Linked DNA regions of Homo sapiens: region 2 is linked to region 1. A link is a contact called in ENCODE Hi-C data. All regions are on one chromosome and are shown on one strand. Each heading gives the region's core, a stretch centred on a gene start or an enhancer-like site at or near the end of the contact. The rest is flanking DNA. Distances are from core to core; before and after follow the strand shown.

Region 1 (2,700 bases), core at 129-2,628:
CCCAAGTAGCTGGAATTACAGGTGCACACCACCATACACAGCTGAATTTTGTATTTTTTTTTAGTAGAGACAGGGTTTCACCATGTTGGCCAGGCTGGTCTCAAACTCCTGACTTTTGATCCGCCTGCCTCAGCTTCCCAAAGTGCTGGGATTACAGGCGTGAGCCACCGCGCCTGGCCTCATGGATGTTTTTATTCCTTCGTTTCTTCTATGTTCAATAATGTCTACCTGATGCTATGTGAACAACCTCTCTTGGCTGGAGATAATTCTCTTGGGGGAACCATTTTTTTTCCCTTAGAGATTAATAGACATTATTCCATCATCACCTGGCATTCATTGGTATGGTGAATAAATCTACGGCCAGCATGATTTTTTTTCTTTTTGTGAGTGATGTGCATTATTTGTCTGGATGACTGTGTAATTGTTTATTCTTGATGTTACTTAGTCTACTAGATGGTTCTTGGTGTTGAAAATCCCCTATAACACTTGATATGTTCAATTATGATATGAGCTTTTGTTCAGGCTCATTGGTTGCTCTTTGAATTTTGGGATATATGTATATATATATCGTATTGTATAATACGATATATATATTGTATTACAACTTACAACATATTTTTTCAGTTTCACTTGTTGATTATCTCACGGGCACCAATTCTTCTTTGGCTATATCATCTTTGTCCTCCATGTAACTTAGTTCCTTTCTAATTGTTTAGATGTCTTTGTTTTTTAAATTTGCATTCATTATTTTTATGTTCAATTTTCCACATGTTAGTAGCTTGCTCTTTAGCAATGTCTATTCAGTTCCTTGCTAGTTCTAATACGTTTTTTAGTTCAGAAATGATGTTGATTTGAGCATCAATTTATTGCCTCAGCTAGGCAATTTCTCTTTTCATCTTATTCTATCCTTTTACCATCTTACCGTATTCATTTAATAATTACGTTGTTTCATAGCATAACACAGTGGTAGAGCACTTTCCCTCGTTCATTGAGTAATTTTTCCTTCTAGCATTGGTTCTTTGTCTTTTTGACATTCTGCTCCCTTTTCTACTCCCACCCTTTTGGCTGTCACATGTTTGCATTGTTGCCGTGCTATTTTTTTTCTTCTTGCTTATGACTTGGCAGTCCTGTGCTGATGTTCCATTTGATCTGGTATAGAGCTGGGTGATTTCTTAACCCTCTTCCTGTCATATGAGAGTTTGTTTTCCTCTGTAAGCTACAGTTTGATAGTTAAGTCTTTTGCTTCTACCCATTTTTGAGTCGCCTAAGGAGAAAATAGAGGATACGAAGAAAGGTCGGCTGAGGAGCTCTCTTTTAGGATATTTAGGATCTTTTGTGCCTTTGAGGTTTTTTGTCACATACGTGTTCTGTAACACTTGGCTAGGAATCATATATTTTATTTCCGCTTGGAGGCAGGAAGGGCCTTGAGCTTTAGCTTGTTCTTCAGTTGTACTTCAATACAGGATGTAGGTCTGTAGTTTCCATTTTCATCAGAGAGAGTTATGTACATTGTCTGCTTTCTCCATTTAACCTGCCTCACCCCAGGAACCACTCCATCATTCTTCTGTTAAGAGAGAAAATGATACAGATATATGTTCAGTCTGCTTCTGTTCAGGTTGAGGGTATTAACAACAAATTTCAGAACTTTGTAACCTCAGTGACACTCCTTCTGGGATAAGCTGAGGTCCACTAGGAGGGAACTGGTTTGGATGCCAGCTGTACTGCACCCCTCCCCTCCACTGAAGAATGCCCCCTCCCCTGCAACTTTCCTTCCACGATTTCGTTTAATTATTTTTCCTTCTGTAGGTTGCTGTAGCTCTTCTTTGCTCACTTGCTAAGTGTCAGGGGAGGCAAGTTCTGTGTTGCACTTTAAATTTATTATGTTCATTCAGAAACCCTGCTAAACACCTTAATAGCAATGCTGGGAGGAGAATATTAGCATGCCCAGGCAGCAAAGGAACAACAAAGCCCAGGGTTGTTAAGCGATGTGCTTATGGCCGCATAAATTAGTATGTGGAAGATTCAGAAAGCAGGCCCATTTTTTTCCATTCCAGACCATAGCTTTTTTTTTTTTTTTTTTTTTTGAGACTGAATCTCAGTCACCCAGGCTGGAGTGTGCAGTGGTGCGATCTTGGCTCACTGCAACCTCTGCCTCCCGGGTTCAAGTGATTTTTGTGCCTCAGCCTCCTGAGTAGCAGGAATTACAGGAGCCTGCCACCACGCCCTGCTCAGTTTTGTAATTTTAGTAAAGATGGGGTTTCACTATGTTGGCCAGGCTGGTCTTGAACTCCTGACCTCAAATGATCCCCCCAACTCAGCCACCCAAAGTTCTGGGATTACAGGCGTGAGCCACTGCGCCCAACCCAGACCATAGCTTTTTGTATTACAGTCCCAAATACAAGTTAATTATTTCATCAATTAAACAAAAATATACACATATATATTATATAATGTATATACATATATATACATATGTATATATTATATTGTATATATGTATATATAAACATTATATATATATGTATTTATACGTATATTTTATATATACATATGTGTGTGTGTGTGTATGTATAGTTCTACAGTCCTTGACGTATTTTGAAAATTCCAAAATTGGCTGGGTGCGGTGGCTCACATCTGTAATCCCAGCACTTTGGGAGGTTGAGGCATGCTGATCATCTGAGGCCGGGAGTTTGAGACTAG
Region 2 (2,700 bases), core at 45-2,544, 1.7 Mb after region 1:
ACAGAGACACACACAGGGCAGAAGCCATGTGACTTCAGGCAGAGATTGGAGTGATACAGCCATAAGCCACAGAATGCCAAGTGCTGCTTTCACACCAGAAACCAGAAGGAGGCATGAAGCCATTCTTCCCTCAGAGGCTTCAGAGAAATCAATCTTGCCAATACCTTAATTTCAGACTTCTGGCCTCCTAAACGGCGAGAGGATAAATTTCTGTTATTTTAAGCCACCCAGTGTGTAACAGTTTATTACAGTAGCTCTAAGAAATTAGCACTGTGAGCAAATCATCTAGGTTGCAAAGACTTTCCAGGGGTAGAAAAAGGATGAAGAGTTGGGGTTCCCCAAGTAGCCCAAATGCATTATAGGCCATTTAAGGGCTAAAATGAAACAGGCAGGATGTAGCGGGGAAGCGCTCTCTAAAGAAGGGGAGGGAGGCTGGATCTCAAATCCCTAGGTTCTCAACTTTCGCAGATTCTTCTATGAACGGAAGCAACAGAACAACTGGTTTGAAAGAGCTCTGCAGGCTCAGGCAATAGCCAATGTCAGCTTTGACCAGTGTGGACCAAAGTACAGAGGGGTCTTCCCCCATGCTCTGCTCCAGGAAGAACCCCCCCAGGATCCCCACACCATCCTAGAAGATGGAGAAGGACGACCACATGATTAGAATGGAATTTCCCACCAGCCCCAGGGTAATGGGCTCAATCAGTTTAAAATCCAAAAATGAGTGACTTGAGAGGCTGAGACAGGAGGATCGCTTGAGCCCAGGAGCTCAAGAACAGCCGGGGCAACACAGCAAGACCCCTGACTCTGAAAAATAAATAAGTAAATAAATTAGTCAGGTGTGGTGGCATGCACCTGTACTCCCCTAGCGACCTGGGGGGCTGAGGTGAGAGGGTGGCTTGAGCCCAGGATTTCGATGCTACAGTGACCTATGATTGCGCCACTGGACTCCAGCCTGGGTGATAGAGCAAGACCTTGTCTCTAAAAATTAAAAAAAGAAAAAAAAAGTTCAAGAATATGACCTTTCTGGTACACTTAAGTTAATGGAATAAAATGCATATTCCCTGGAAGGGTTTTCAATGAGAAAATGTTCAAATACTTTCCACAAATGAATCCTTTGGGCATATCTTTCTCCTTCAAAAACTAGAGAAGCCCCAAAGGGCATTTAAGACAGACAGACCAGCCCTCCTTCACTGACTTACCTTTCTTGGAAGCTAAACCGGTTTCCTTCACACTATTCACGTACAGCCTTCGAATACCATCTTCTTCCACAGAAGAAAGTGAAAACCCTGTGAAACACAAAAAGACAGAATGGCAGGGCTCACACCTTCTGAATGTTTAGCAAACAACAGGAAGTGCCTGCTGTGAACTAGGTATGTTTCATGTTTGTCATTATAGTTTGGACTGATTGTTTTTTCTTGTTTTACATAGCAGAAAAGTGTATTTTTAGATCACTCTGGAAGTCACTACTTGTAAAAATAAAGATTACTATGTACGTCTATCTTCATATTACCTACCAATCAACTCAAAGGAAAGCAAATTATTTTGTTTAATCTTGCTTCCTGGTAAACGCCATCATTTTTTCTTTTCCATACTCTCCTCCAAAGCAGAAAACAGAAAGATTAGCTTACCTCAAAGTCCCCAGACGTTTTTCATCAAATCTATGTCCTAGAATATGTTAACAACTGTACTGTTGGAGGGTGTGTGTTCATCCATATGTATGACTATATGGACACTGCTTTAATACAATTCTGCAAACAGGAGCAAGATGCAACTCACATTACGAATCTGTAATGTGAATTACACATTACAGAAACTGTACCTGATTTCACACTCTAGCAGTATCTGATCATAAGATTATCTTATACTTCTCTGGGCTCCCAGAGCTCAAAGCCAACTTGCTAATTAACCCTGGGCTCTGCTACATACTTCAGAGAGGAAAGCAGAGTGAGGCCGAGGTATTCTACGTGGCTTGAGGATCCTAGGTACTCAAAACTCTATGGTTACAAGTCCTGGTCACTCCTGTTTCCAGACCGCCTCATGTAAAACTCTTTCCTAATCAATTACTTTGAATGTCCACAGTGAATACCTACTTTGCTAAGGGAAAGAAATACCTTTGCAGATATTTCTAAAAAGGGCAAGGGGAACACATGTCATTGTATATATCTGCAATAATTTCAGCTCTGGGAAAAAAATCATCCCATAATATAGATACCCATCGTAATGCTGAGGGGAGAGCAGTGGTTGAAAAAAAAACAAGCAGGCAAATAGCAAAACAGAATTTTGTAAGATTGGGTTCCAGGGAGTCATTGAGCCTTTTTAGGCCATGTCATGATGAACACATGGTTTTTTGTTTAGTTTACAGGACCAGGAAATGGATAACCTCACATAGGCAAAAAGGCTAATTGCCATCGCCCTCTCAAGTACCGTAACACCCTCAGATAGGGAACAGCAGAGGGCCACCCGTGAGGACTTTCCAAAGTCTTCATTTCATTCTCTTATTTTAAATTCTCTTCTTTCAGCAACTTCTAACTTTCAGATTAAGTGTCAAGAAGCCCTGCTGAAATCAAAATATTTTTACACAAGAACCATTTAAGTTACATTAGCCTTAACACAGGTGTATTTATCTGCATTTTAGTGGAAATTAAAAAAAAATCTATTAGGCGAGATAGAATCAAGGGCTACGTCATAGGAAAGAATGAA

Evidence for each region. Hi-C counts contacts between places; a loop is a spot of excess contacts on that map. Pooled maps may share reads with other maps.
Region 2: a map of CD4-positive, alpha-beta memory T cell shows a loop between it and region 1 (13-fold over the local background). The contact joins two enhancer-like sites. A Hi-C loop is called at or near these places in 2 of 168 maps with a recorded cell type or tissue (CD4-positive, alpha-beta memory T cell and naive thymus-derived CD4-positive, alpha-beta T cell) and 5 of 50 pooled maps.

The regions. Positions count from the first base shown.
Region 1 is chr21:29,448,298-29,450,997 of GRCh38, forward strand. The region is part of intron 1 of LOC107985486 (a long non-coding RNA gene); the gene reads left to right. Among named protein-coding and RNA genes, the nearest start is that of BACH1-IT3, 46 kb to the right of the region's middle. Within about 2 kb of position 1,379, at least 2 of the 41 ENCODE cell types and tissues checked have a DNase peak (open chromatin) inside an H3K27ac peak, as active enhancers do.
Region 2 is chr21:31,185,802-31,188,501 of GRCh38, forward strand. It overlaps TIAM1 (TIAM Rac1 associated GEF 1), which reads right to left. Exons shown (of 28, transcript NM_001353694.2): 14 at 1,200-1,286. Among named protein-coding and RNA genes, the nearest start is that of KRTAP19-8, 150 kb to the left of the region's middle. Within about 2 kb of position 1,295, at least 2 of the 41 ENCODE cell types and tissues checked have a DNase peak (open chromatin) inside an H3K27ac peak, as active enhancers do.